2 separate regions of the Homo sapiens genome follow, and region 2 is linked to region 1. The links are chromatin contacts, found by Hi-C or POLR2A ChIA-PET in ENCODE. All regions are on one chromosome and are shown on one strand. Each heading gives the region's core, a stretch centred on a gene start or an enhancer-like site at or near the end of the contact. The rest is flanking DNA. Distances are from core to core; before and after follow the strand shown.

The links. A loop is a pair of places that touch in the nucleus more often than their neighbours do. ChIA-PET counts read pairs that join two places held with the same protein, here RNA polymerase II (POLR2A). Pooled maps may share reads with other maps.
Region 2: a pooled map shows a loop between it and region 1 (2.0-fold over the local background). The contact joins the enhancer-like site here to the promoter of BMAL2 in region 1. A Hi-C loop is called at or near these places in 1 of 50 pooled maps. POLR2A ChIA-PET finds 5 or more read pairs at or near these places in 3 of 52 experiments (OCI-LY7, Panc1 and activated CD4-positive, alpha-beta T cell).

Annotation. Positions count from the first base shown.
Region 1 is chr12:27,328,104-27,335,246 of GRCh38, reverse strand. BMAL2 (basic helix-loop-helix ARNT like 2) reads right to left here and starts at 2,411. Exons shown (of 17, transcript NM_020183.6): 1 at 2,144-2,411. The coding sequence starts at 2,174. It overlaps LOC124902906 (a long non-coding RNA gene), which reads left to right and starts at 2,450. Exons shown (of 2, transcript XR_007063255.1): 1 at 2,450-2,625. RefSeq lists silencers at 1,918-2,037, 2,058-2,527.
Region 2 is chr12:27,063,119-27,070,261 of GRCh38, reverse strand. No RefSeq gene overlaps it. Among named protein-coding and RNA genes, the nearest start is that of C12orf71, 16 kb to the left of the region's middle. Within about 2 kb of position 5,566, at least 2 of the 41 ENCODE cell types and tissues checked have a DNase peak (open chromatin) inside an H3K27ac peak, as active enhancers do.

The DNA of each region.
Region 1 (7,143 bases), core at 1,162-3,661:
TTTACACTGTTAAAAAAACACAAAACAAAACAAAACAAAACAAAGCAAAACAAAACCTTAGGGCTAGTTTTGTAGATGGCCACCAACTGGCCCAGAGGCCTGTTTTTGTTTTCCCTCTGGGAATAGGGAGAAATAGTAAAAATACATATACATTTTTTCCTCCTAGAGGTTTCGTTGAGCGTTCTATTTTTTACTACTCTTTAGATAAGCAGGTGTCTGGAAGTGAGCACACTTGCTCATTAGCACCACCAAGTCAGATGGGAAAGAAAAGAAAGGAGTATGGGCGACAGCCATGGATTTTAACTCTAGTTCTGTCATGTCCTGGCTGTATAACTGTGAGCCAGCCTCAGTTTTCTCATCTGTGAAATGGAGATACTACCTACCTCACAACGCTGTTGTAAGACTAACAGAAGCACCCCTGTGAAATGTCTGTGACATCTTAGGTACTCATACCTGCGGGCTCTCCCAGCCCGCACAGAAACATTGCTACCCTTAATTAAGAAAATTTAATTTTTATTATTCCCAGCTTTACATTTGGTATGCAAAGAGCAATAAACTATTAATCTAAAATAGTTAGATAAATAGCATTAAACTTTATCTAAAAGCTTGTTGTAAGTTCGTAAGACTTATCTGGGGAATTAGTAGGTGCATTTTCTTTGAATTAGTAGGTGCATTTTCACTTCCTTTCAGTTTGGCCAATTTTAACTCACAAGGGACAACACTTTCTTAATGGACCAGACAGCACTCACCAATTTCACAAAGCAAATTGAAGTTGTAAATTAATAACTACATTAAGTTAATGTTTTATGAAGCACTTACTATTTCCTAAGTATTGGGCTAAGCATTTTATTTGCATTCATATCTCATATCTCATTTACTCCTAACAATCCTATAAGGCAGACTGCATAGTTATCTCCATTTTACAGATGGGGGAACTTAGACTAAGAGATTTCAAATAACCTGGGTGACACAGACAGTAAAGGGCAGAGCTCAGTCACAAGACGGAGCAGAAAGGGTGTCAGAGCTTATAAACACCACACGTGCCATCTTCTATTTTCAACAAAGGGTTTACCTAAGACTACGAATATTCAAATGATCGAATTTCTGAAATCGCCCCATGATGTAAATTCCCACAATTATATTAGAATTTCGAAAGCCACCTCCTCTCATTGCCTTATTTCAGAGAAGAATCTAAAACTCTATCATCTTATTCCAAAAGGAAAGGGGAGAATTAACTGCTTCCCTGAACTTCTCTGCCAGTCTTCCTTCAGTTATTTCTGTTTTCCTGCCTCTCATTTGTCTTAAACAACAGCTATTTTGTATTCATTCCGTAATTGTGAGCAGTGGTCCCAAAGGCCCCGTTGTAAGGAACTACAGAATACTGCCAGTGAATACTAGCGAGAAGGAAAAAGCACCGCAAACTTCCAACTCCATTCACAAAAATACCACAGAAATACATAATCGAACAAGCTAACTCCACTGACGGCTTTCCTGAAGCTTCAGCGGTGAAAGACACGAGCCGCCTGTCGCTTATGGAGGGCTGTCGCGGAGCGGGCTGCGATCCCGGAGTGTGGCCCCGCGTCCACGCGCACCTGCCCACCTGCGCGCTCCACCGCGGGGCAGCGGTTCAAGCCGGGAAGCCGCGAGTATTATCAGCTCAGAGGGGAGGGGTTCACAGGAACCGGGCTAGGTCCGAGGCTGCTGACAACTGGTTTACACAAAAGAAAGAAGAAATATAGGAAGTCCCCGCAGCAGTGCATGCCATGCCGACGCCGACGCGGGCGCCCAGCAGTGGGTGGAGGCGGATGCTCCCAGCGCCGGGTGCAAGGTCCCCCGCTGGCTCCCTTTCGCCAATGCGCCCGGCCCGGGACCAAGACACCGCGTCCTGAGCGCCGGCGGCGACCCCAGCTCCCCTCCCCGCGTCCCGCTCCCCGGGAGGACGCGCCGGGCGCCGCGCCGCACCTGTGCCCCACGGGGCGGCCTTGTCCCACCGCCCCTCGGAGGCGATGCTCCGGCCCGAGAGGACAGGCGCGGGCGCTTCCCTCGGGGCAGCGGGGGCAGACCTGGCGTCGCGGGGACGCCCCCAGCGCGTCAGACGCCGCGCGCCCACCTGGGGCCGTCGCCTCGCCACCGGCAACCTCACCTCCCGCCGCAGCCTCCTCTTCCGCCGCCATCGCAGGAGCCACTTGGTCGGCTCCGCAGCCCCGCGGCTGGCAGCATGGAGGAGCCCCGGGCCCGCCCTGCCCCGGCCCAGGCGGCGGCTCTGGAGCAGGGAAGCGGGGACTGGCGGGCCCTGCCGGGTGCCGCGGCGGCCGCCACCGCAGCCCGTAGGCGCGCACGGGACGCCGCCCCGCAGCCCGGCCGGCAGCAGCTACTGAGCATGCGGACTGGAGCCAGCCGCCCGCCGCTCTGGGCGCCGCGGGGCTTCCCGGCGGGAAAGAGACCCGGGCCAAGGGCGGAGTCGCTGCGGACACCGCCCCGCCGAGCCCTCCCGCGAGCAGCAAAGCACTAAAAGGCCAGTTGAGTCCTTCTAGCAACCACCCTATTGAAAACAGGCTTCCATGCTCATAGTAAGCTTTGTCCCAGCATTCCGAAGATTGCAGTTGTTAGACCCTCGGGGCAAAGGTAAAGGATGAATGAAGATAATTGCACGGTGGGTTAGCGGAGGGCACGGGGCTAGGGTTGGGGAGGAGGGTGCTGGACGAGAGACCCTGCTCTTTTCTGCTTAAGGAAGGGCTTAGCTGCAGAGACGAGAGTGTAGATGACAGAGAGAGGGTCCCGAGGAAGCCGTTTTGCCTCCTGGAACGGTTGGGTAAATCCAGAAACAAGATCTTTTGGGCATCACTTGACAGCCCTACATCCTATGGCCACGTGTCTAGAATACACTGGTTTGCTGCCCTCCCACTGGTCCCTAGACCCATTCCTTGGTAATCTAGTAGAAGTAAGTAAAGGAAAGTCACAGTAGAGAAGACACCAAATCAAACTTTGCAACCAGCCTAAAGGTAATAACTTTCCTACAAGGACTCAATTCCAACGTCTTAACCAGCACCTTATGTGTCCTCAGGGCAGTACTTAGGGCCATTGTGAGAGGCTGGGCAGAGGGTTTGGAAGTGTGTTCCCAAGCAGAAGTGGGCATGACAGGAGAAAACTGTTGCAGGCTTAAGCAGGGGCTAGGACTTTAGAGGTAAGGGAGACGTGCTGAAAACTGTGCTGTCCTCAACACACACCAAGACACATCCCTAATCAAAACCAGTCTTGAAACGTCTCATTCCTAGCTTTGACTTGGAACTCCACCCCAAATTCTACCAACACCAACTTCTCCTGGCAGCTAGAAACAGTAATTCCATACAGGGTTTCCCGAATGTGATCAAACCTTGGCTTTCCAGACAAGTGTACACTATTTTGAGGTGGTTTACCAAGGGGTAACAGGTAGAATTAATTAGACCTGGGCTTTAAGATCTGGGTTAAAATGTAAATACTATTCTATACATGGCCTTGCTTACAATGCATTTTCCCCCTTATCGGCTCAGTGAGCCTCACAACCTCTTTCTTAATTCCTGTCTTAGTAGAGAAACAGAAGTTCAGAGATGTCGAGTATTTTGGCCAGGATCACTCAGCTAGTAGATAGTAGAAGCAAGACCATAAAAGTTAGGTCTCCTTCTTAGGAGTTCCTATTGTGGTGTCCAGTAAGCTTGCCTGTGAATCATTGCAGTCCCCGTTTCTTAGAAACGATGATTCACTTCCACCAAAGCCTGAAAGCAAGAGAAGGGGAATCCAGAATCTAAAATACGAAAGCAGGAAGGGTAATAATGCACAAACAAAGCCGACCTACAGCATTCCATGGGGCACAACCCTTTCATTGCTTAATAGGTATTCCCCTTACTGCTCAGGTTTAAAGCCTGCTTGCTCTCTTTTTTTCTTTATGCTCTGGAGCTTTACTTTCTAAGACATGATTTTTTTGTTTTTTAAAGAGTAGCTATATAACCCATAGGATAAGGCAGAGAGACATATAATGTCTTGCCAGATGGATAGGAAGGTAATCTCTCATTTCCAGTGAGTGGTTTTCTCATATTTTCAACTTGGAAAAAAAAATGTGAGAAAGGTGATTGGATGATTTGTATAATAGAATGCTAGAGAATTTGTGTAATAGAATGCACACAGTTCCTTCTGGTCAGCATGGTTCCCCTGCCAAAAGCCCTGGAGCTGCCTTGCTCTCCAGGAATCATTGCTTGCCTTTCACTTAATTTGTTCATTAATTTTCTTTCATTGCTAAGTACTCAGGCAAGAACAAATATTTTAAAGGTGGAACAAATACTCCTTTGTCCATCTGGAATTAGGAACCACGGCCTCACAAGCTGTAAACTCCTGTCCTTTTAGCATTCTGCTGGGATTGTAACAATATAACTTAGATTAGAGAGGAGTCCCTAAAGCCACTTAGATATTGTATTTGGTCCAAGAACAACAACAACAACAACAACAACAACAAAAAACAACAAGATAGAACCCAAACCCAAAACAACAAAAAACCACACCTGCTTCAGAGTGTAATTAAATTGAAGATACTATTTCCAATGATGCATAACAATAAATAACACAGAAGCCAGGAAGGGGAGAGAAGAGGGGGTGGAAAACAACAAGGGGAAAAGAAGGCTGAACATATATTTATTACCATTGGGAACTGTACACTTAAAATGGTAAAGATGGTAAATAAAAAAAAAACATTACATAGGCCGGGCATGGTGGCTCACGCCTGTAATCTCAGCACTTTGGGAGGCCACGGCAGGCGGATCACGAGGTCAGGATGTGCAGACCGTCCTAGCTCACACGGTGAAACCCCGTCTCTACTAAATATACAAAAAATTAGCTGGGTGTGGTGGCGGGCACCTGTAATCCCAGCTACTCGGGAGGCTGAGGCAGGAGAATTGCTTGAACCCAGGAGGGGGAGGTTGCAATGAGCTGAGATCACGCCACTGCACTCCAGCCTGGGTGACAGAGCAAGACTCCATCTCAAATAAATAAATAAATAAATAGCAACTACCCATTATTGATTTCCTAAGTGACTGGGGAAAATAAATTATTAATGTTTAAAACTACCTTTTCTTCCTACCCTGCCCCCAGCATCCTGTGGAGGGTGAATCCTGGGGAAGATGCTTGGATTTGCTGGGCAGATTGATGAGTGCAGTTTGGAGAAACAAGTAGGCCAACACTCTCCCATATGTTTAGAGAGAGAAGAGGATCTATGGTGGGCTTCTGGTATAGGAAAGATGAGCTTGAGCATGGTCTAAGGGAAGGAAAAGCAGAGAGGTAATTGGAGGACAGAGCATTCCTGAGACAGAGAGGGTGGTAAAGGAGGTGGTGCAGCTGCCTTAAGGAGAGGAAATTTGCTATCTTTTTTTAATTTTAATTTTTTTTTTACATAGAGTCTCGCTCTATCGCCCAGGCTGGAGTGTAGTGTGATTTCGGCTCACTGCAACTCTGCCTCCCTGGGTTCAAGCGATTCTCATGCCTCAGCCTCCTGAGTAGCTATGATTACTGGCATGTGCCACCACACACAGCTAAATTTTTTGTATTTTCAGTAGAGACGGGGTTTCACCATGTTGGTCAGGCTGGTCTCGAACTCATGACCTCATGTGATCTGCCTGCCTTAGCCTCCCAAAGTGCTGGGATTACAGGCGTGAGCCACTGCACCTAGCCAGGAAATTTGAGATATCTTAAAGCGGTATTTAGGGAACTTCATTGTGTAATGCAAACCCTCTTACATTATTTCCCTGGAAAATAACAACTTCAGCAAAAGCTGCATTCATTTTCTCAATGCTTTTGGAGTCGTATTTATGTTTTTATTAAAAGTGAAAACATTTTGAGATTGGCCTTAGGTGGAAAGCAGGGCCACCCACAAAAATAGTCATTTAATTAACTTGTTCACATGTATTTATTGAGCACCTGCTGTGTGCCAGGCACTGTTGTAAGCACTGACTTCTGTATTTTACCTACTGTGCATCAGTTACTTTATATATATATATTCTCACAAAAACCAATGAGCAGGTATTAGTTTCTTTTTCTGTTAGCTCAGTGGTTCCCAAAATTCAATGTACATGAGAATGTGCACAATTTTAGACCCACCCCCAGAGACTGATTTAGTAGGTTTGGGGTGAATCACACTAAGTCCTTATTTCAAATGTGCTTCCTAGCTGATTTTGAAAGTTGCTCTGAGTACTCTCATCTAGGAAATACTGCTTTAACTTATCAAAAATCAATTTTCTTAAGCTGGGTTGTTGCAGTATGGTATGTACACCGGGGAAGCAGCGGGGAGAGAAGCAGTATTTCTTAGGGACAGGAATAGCAATATACTAAAATTCTGAGCAAACTGCAAGGAAGGACAAAACTTAGGACAAGAATGAGGGAATAGTTGTGCACACATCTACTTTTATGTGGAGTTGCTTACACTTTTTCCCTTAGGGATTATGCGTTTGTATGTGTGTATAAGCATCAATAACTCAACTGATGTTTACTTTTACAGTTTTTAAACACTCTTAAAGCAGTTATGGTATCCCAAGTCTTCCTCAGTCCTCTCGGTATTATATACAATCATACAAGAGGGTTCTCCAAGTTCTGTTCCTGATTTTTTTACCCAAGAAGACAAAAAGGCTGGATGCGGTGGCTCATGCCTGCAATCCCAGCACTTTGGGAGGCCAAGCGAGCACATCACTGAGGTCAGGAGTTTGAGACCAGCCTGGCCAACATGGTGAAGCCCCGTCTCTACTAAAGATACAAAAATTAGCCAGGCACGGTGGCAGGAACCTAATCACAGCTAGTCGGGAGGCCAAGGCAGAATTGCTTAAACCTGGGAGGTGGAGGTAGCAGTGAGCCAAGACCACGCCATTGCACTCCAGCCTGGGCGACAGAGTGAGACTCCGTCTCAAAAAAAAAAAAAAAAGATATTAGGCTGAGTATTGACAGTTTACTTTTCCTACCATGAGTTTCTCCCTTTTGAAGAGACTTACAAGTCTTCCTGTGTTTAGGAGTTTGATCATGAATGTTAAGAGGTAAAGTAATTCAGATAACTTGATGGTAGTTTAGCAATCTCACCTGAGAAATGTTTAATTTTCATTAGTCAGAGATCATCTTCCCAATTTTGACAAAGCA
Region 2 (7,143 bases), core at 4,317-6,816, 270 kb after region 1:
AAAAGCCCAACTAAATCTCTATCTGATGGTAAAAGTGAGCCTAGATATTTGGTAGGAAAAGGAGAAAGCACTAAAGAAAAAAAATGTAAAAGAAAACATTTTGTGAGTTACATGATGAAACCAAGATCATTTATATATTGTCCAAGTTATCATGAACCAATTAAGCACAAAACAAACAACATGTGACACAATCCCAAATAAGACTGCCATCCCCAAGCAGTGCTTTCAGAATTTTAGTACGAATTCCCTAAAATAATGTTTAGTTCACAAAAGACGGTCAGGAGATAGGAAGCCCCAATCCCCACATAATAATCAAAGTGACAAAGACTGCAAAAAGGATACAGAGAAAAAGGCGCAAAGGATAAATCCATAGTAGATGCGTTTCTTTGGGGATGACATTATCTCAGTGGCTACAAATTGCCTACTTACAAACCACTACACTACAGGGTGGAGTGATGATACAGGCAAGCCTGAGTGAATAGCTAACCATACAGTCCCACAGCCTTCCTTGGCCTAATGAAGGGAAGACAGAGATGAAGCTGAACAAGGGGCTCCCACCTCATTCTTGTGCCTGGGTCCATTCAGCCTCAAAAGTGGTATAACCAGACAGCATTCACCACTATCATCCATGAACTCAAGGACCACTGGCACAGAGGAGAGACTAGGGTGTTGCCTGCACTCTTAGGCAAATGAAATTTCATATATTTGCCAGTTGCCAGAACACCTAAGACTGAAAGTATTGCCGTGAGCAGTGGCTCACGCTTGTAATCTCAGCACTGTGGGAGGCCATGGTGGGAAGATCACTTGAAGACAGGAGTTCAAGACCAGCCTTGGCAATGCAACAAGACTCTGTCTCTACAAAAAATTTTAAAACCAGCCGGGCATGGTGGCACACGCCTGTAGTCCCAGCTACTCAGGAGACTGAGGTGGGAGGATCACTTGAGCCCAGAAGCTCAAGGCTGCAGTGAGCAAGGATCGCACCATTGTACCCCAGCCTGGGCAATGAACTGAGACTGTCTTTTTTTTTTAAAAAAAAAAAAAAGGAAAAAAAGTATAATGTATAAAATTACAAATTTCCTTTGTGCAAAATGACCCTATTTTTCCACAAATCTCAGCTCCACTGGTCTCTTGTGAACTAAGTAAACCAGTTCAGACAACCAAGAGTGTCTTCACTGACTCACCCTAGGGAGGGACATGCCAAGGACACAGTGACAAATGTCTCCCTTCATCCTTCCTCTGAGTTTCAGTCTAAGATGAGGCAAGTAGAAAAAATCTTTTCTTGTTAGTATTCACTACACTTAAATTAAAAACCGAAGTCTCGGCCGGGCGCGGCGGCTCATGCCTATAATCCCAGCACCTTGGGAGGCCAAGGCGGGTGGATCATCTGAGGTCAGAATTTCGTAGACCAACCTGACCAACATGGAGAAACCCCATCTCTACTAAAAATACAAAATTATCTGGGCATGGTGGCTCATGCCTGTAATCCCAGCTACTTGGGAGGCTGAGGAAGGAGAATCTCTCGAACCAGGAGGCGGAGGTTGCCGTGAGCCAAGATGGCGTCATTGCACTCCAGCCTGGGCAACAAGAGTGAAACTCTGTCTCAAAAAAAAAAAAAAAAAAAAAGTCTCATATTTTTAAAAAGTGATCTGAAAACTCTCATAAAGTATCAGATACAAATGGGTAACCTTAGTAACAAGAATGAGAAATAAAATGACTATCATTTTTAGTGCTAGGTCTATGTGCCCTGAAGCATAATACTAACACTATTGTAGTCAATTGTTACAGCAGATTTTGGGGGCATCTTAGAGGTGGAGATTTTACCACCCCATTTTACAGATGTGGAAGCTGACCCAGAAAGGTCATGAGACAAGAAAGTGGTGGAATTGTGATCTGAATGCAGAAAGGTCTTAAGGCAAAGCCCACATGCTCACATCCCATATTTGTTTGGGAAAATACATTTTTTCCTAGTTCTATACTTTAAGTTCATTCTTGGCTCAAGATTCATACTTTTAGGGACTGGTTTTTCAAAGCTTCCTTAAAACAAGTTAGGCTTAATGAATTTGTTCAGAAAATTCTTTGAGAGCTCCTTCTGAGTTCAGGCCTGCCTCAATTTTTCTTTCTCTATTCGTCTCCCTAGACACATCGGGTCTCACAAGCTGAGTCTTCCCTGGGGCTCTTACTTTTCCAGGTTCTTGATCTGATTGGTAAGATATCCTGACAGTTTCTATGGGAATCCAGACACATCTCTCTTCTGGATCTATTTCCCCTTCCCCTACATAGTCCCTTCCTGTACCATGCAATCAAAACCCTTCTCTGCCAGGACAATAAGCCTCACCACACCACTCACATATCAGAGAGGGCTTCCACCTGGCCACACCCCACAAGAGTAATCTACAAAAACATCTTCATCTGATCCTGTTGAGTAAGCACCTTGGAACATCACATTGAAGCAGACAAATCACTTGGCTACCTAAAGTTCAACATCAATCCAAAGTGCCACCGAATCAAAATGACTTTAGTCCCTGAACAAACAAAATACGATCATAATGAAAAGATATGCACAACACATTCATAGGAGCACTATTAGTAATATGCCCAAGCAAGAGACTACGTAAATGTCCAGCAACTGTAAAATCGCTATACAATTGAATAGCATTAGAGCAAAGAGAATGCAAAAAAAGTATTGTATACAATATTGTAGATCTCACAAACATAATAAGTAAAACAAGCTAGACACAAAAGAATATTCACTGTATGATTCTATTCATAAAAACAAACTAAACAAAGGCATCACAAGGCAGCATACCGGTTGCTCCTGGAGCATGAGGGGAGGAGGGCTCTGGGGTGCTGGTAATTTTCTACTAATCAAGGTGCTGATTGCAGAAGTGTGTCCATTTTGTAACAACTATTCCATCAAGCTATCCACTTAGCGATGTGTGCACTTTCCTCCATGCATAAGGTCCCTCAGCAAAGAGCTGACTGAGAGACTCTTGAGAGCATCTGGTCCATGCCCCTTGGTTGGCATAAGATCAACTGTTTCCCATGGATGTTAGATAGCTCATGGACACAGAGGAAATTCATTAAAGGACTGGAAGGAACTGGACATCAGATCTCTTAGCTCCCCACACAGGTACCAAAGCTGTGTGACAGGATGTTTCTCTAACTTCCTTGCTTTCTGTGACTCCAGACAAAGTTTAGAAGGATGAGGATCACATTCCTCTTATGAACACAATCCAGGAGGTTCCAATCTCTTATTTACATCCATGCCAGGAAGAGCATCTAAACACGTTTAAGGATATGGCAAATCAGAGAAAGTCAGACAGTTCACATTCACTGGCTAGGTGACCGTCAGCACGCTCCTTACCTCTCTCGTATCCTCATCCAGACCACGGAAGTGTTAACTGTTACCCTGCAAGGGTGCCTTGAAGATAAGGTAATAAGTAGTGTCAGGGCCATGCCTGGTACACGGCAAGCATTCAGAAACACTATTTGTAGAATGAACATGGAATCAAATTAATCAAATGCCTGTCACTTGGTAGAAGCTCAATAAATAGTAGTTATTATTACTGAGCAAGAGAAATAGGGAGAAAGTGGGTAAATATGCCTGTGAGAAACCAACACCTCATATTCTAAGCCTACTGGGTCATTAATGGGTCAACTAGCAATTCTCGCTGGTGTAGATAAGGCAGTGAAATGGTCTGTGAGGTGAAGAGTGATGAAGGACTTGAGAATAGGGCTGTGCTTTTTATTTTATGTTCTACCAAGTCTGTGTTTTCCTTCTCAGTGCCAAATGAAGATTTGCTCACTGTCTGCCACACCACGTCTAAATCCTACAGCCACCTATGTTATTCATACTACTCTTAGAATTTACAGGTTTTAAAAGGGCGAGCAGATACAAACACTCCTAGACTTAATGAGTAGACTCACTAGAGTCAAGTAACTTTACTCCTGGAAAAAAATTCACATACACTGAGAGGTAATTGCAGGCTTTAGAGAGGTCTGAAATGAACCATGGCCAGAAGTTACTTCACTTACATTTTTAAAAAGCAGGTTTAATACTGATTTTGTTTTCAGTTCTTCAAATCTTGGATGTATTTAGCAAGCTAATCCACACAAGTTCTTTTATACTAAAAAGAAACAAATACAAAAACAAGTTAAAACTGATTTCAAATTATAGCACACCAGAAAAAATAAAAGCACCAAATGGCTAATTATTATATTAACAAAGAACATCAAACTAGGTAACATGAGTGTAATTAAAAACAACAAAACATGTGTTAAGGACTGACTTCCATCCATCCTTTCTCTCCTATCCTCCTTCTTCCATTCTTCCCCATCTAGCACTCCACCCTTCTCTGCCTTCCTTCCTCAGTTACTGGACAACCTCAAATATTCCCTGATGACTGATTTTTTCTGCTGAAACCAAGTAGCGCATGGTAGGTACGCTATGAATGTTTGCTGAGTAAATGAATGAACCGTGGTTTTGCAATATTTTGTTGTTAAGATTTAAAAAATAAGAAATGCCCACAATTTATTATTTTGTTATCCAACAGGAACAAGTTGTAGACAATATGTAGAAATACATATATTGTTTCTGAATTGAGTTTCTGATTCTCTTATCTCTTTTAAATAAGTCATGCTTATGGGAAAATCCCCATTAGTATATATGGGCACATACATCTTCACCATGATACAGTAATAAAATATATTTTGGTACTAAAAGAATATTTAAGAAGAGTAAAATTTCCTTTTGAGATGCTCTCTCTTCAAATACCTCAGAACTACCTGCACCCAAAGGAGAAAGCAAGGTGTCTCCAAGTTAAATACAAGAGATATTGCCACATGTGTTTTACAAATGCATACAGAGTCAGGGCCAGTCCTAGACAAAATTATGACGTACGGATGTGGCTGTTTCCTTCCATTTGTCCTTTTGAGGATTCATTAACCCCGGATGTTTAATCAAGTAAGGAAGCAAAAGGATCAACTCCAAGGTTACAACAACTTAATGGATATCCTTCATGAGGATATTTTTATTTAAAAAAAAAAGCTTCACAAAAGGCAGTTGCTTAACAGTGAAATAAAATGCATTACTGACTATGGAACTTCAGGAATGAATGGGGGTGTGGATTTTCATCATGGAATTTCTCAACACCCCATTAAATCACATCAGGTAAGTATCTGTCCATTCTGCTTTCTCCTACCACTGGCTTCATATATGGCCCATATATACACACCAATCCCAGCAAGTTTTAAGCAATTTATTATATACAAACAGGCAAGCTCAATTTTAAGACTAGGGTGTGCTCTGAAAGTAAACAGTCATGTTAATGAGCAGTTTTCAAAGTGAGCTCCTAGGACTCCCACCCTAAGATGCTTCAGAGAGCAGAGGCAGAAGTGAGTGGATGTGCAGCCATGGGCACAGCGATTTCACTTTCATCTGTTTCAGACTTAGACCCAAGATTATTTGGGGAAGTGGTTCCTTAAGCTGCTTATGAAAGAGCTGAAACAATCGATGTAACCAAGTAACAATTAGATTAAAAGCTAGTGCAGAAAATCCCAGTCAGTCCACAACACAGCTGACTAACACCAAAATCCAACCACCACTTGTTATAGGGCCTTTATGGTAAAATACAAGTCCCAGCCTGAGCCCCAGGGCAGAGGTCAGCCCAGGTCTGAGCAGACAGGAGCTGGGCCTTCTCTTCTTCCCTACTCAGCCCCCTCATCTCCTGCCCTGGAACATCATGAACAGAAGGAAGGGCACTTACACTTCCATGAGGACTGAGTCAACAGTAAGAGGGCAAGATTACGGTGCAGGGGGCCTGTGGATGTTCACAAGATGGAGAAGCAGAGGTCTCCAGCAGAGAACAAGACATGGTGGGTTTCTGTAAGTCAGACACTTCCCAGGCCCTATCCCGATCCCTACAGCTTCTTTGCTGGGAATTCCACGTGCAAGGTTTACACACTTCACCTGGATCAGGGCTCTTGGCTAGGAATAAGAAAGGAGAAAATAGAACAGTTTAAAAGGAAGAAAAAAATACCTATGTTCTATGAAATCCAATTCAAAACAATATGTAAAATGAAAAAAAGGGGGAAGATTGGGGGAGCATTATGAGAAAATAAGCATTGCCTAAATGTGCTCCAGAGAAATTCACATTGACTAAGAAGCACTGAGTATATTCAATCCCTCCCTCAGCACAGAGCTCTAATTATTTGGCCCTGCCAGGACTGAATACAAAAAATATTTATAAACATGAACCATTATATTTTTTGAGTTTTCATCATACTAAAAAGTAAGTATAAGTAAAAGTAGCTGTACGTGATGGCCCACTAAGAACAAACGAAAGACTACTGTTGGAGTACAACCTTGGCAGGCTGAGGTGGGAGAATCACTTGAGCCTAGAGTTTGAGTCCAGCCCAGGCAACATAGCAAGAGCACACTTTGAAAGAAAAGATAGAAAGAAAAGAAAAGAAAAGAAAGAGGGAAGGAAGGATGGAAGGAAAAAGAAAGAAACATAAAGAATGAAAGAAAGAAAGAAAGAGGAGGGAAGGGAGGGAGAGAAGAAAAAGAAGAAGGAAGAAGTAGAAGGAGGAAGAAGAAGAAGGAAGAAGAAGAGGAAGAAGAAGAAAAAGAAGAAGCAGCAGAAGCAGCAGCAGGAGGAGGAGGAGGAAGAAGGAAGCAGAAGAAAAAGAAGGAAGAAGGAGAAGGAGAAGAGGAAGAAGAAAGAAGAATAAGAAGAGGAAGAAGAAGGAGGAGGAGGAAGGAAGAAGAGGAAGAAGGAAGAAGAAGAGGAGAAGGAAGAAGAAGAGGAAGAGGAAGAAGGAGGAGAAGGAGGAAGAGGAAGAAGAAGAGAAGGAGAAGAAAGAAGGGGGAAGAAGAAGGAGGAGGAGGAGGAAGAAGAAAGAAGAAGGAGAAAGAAGAAGAGAGAAGGAGAAGAAAGAAGAAGGAAGAGAAAGAAGAAAAGGAGAAAGAAGAAAGAAGGAGGAGAGGAGGAAGAGGAGGAGGAACACAGGAGGAAGAAGGAGAAGAAGAAGAAGAAAGAGGAGGAGGAGGAGAAGGGAAGAAGATTTACAAGTTTACATTTATTTTGGACTTCAATCTTTGTATCTTTGTCTTAAAAAGTTTCTGAGGCCGGGCGCGGTGGC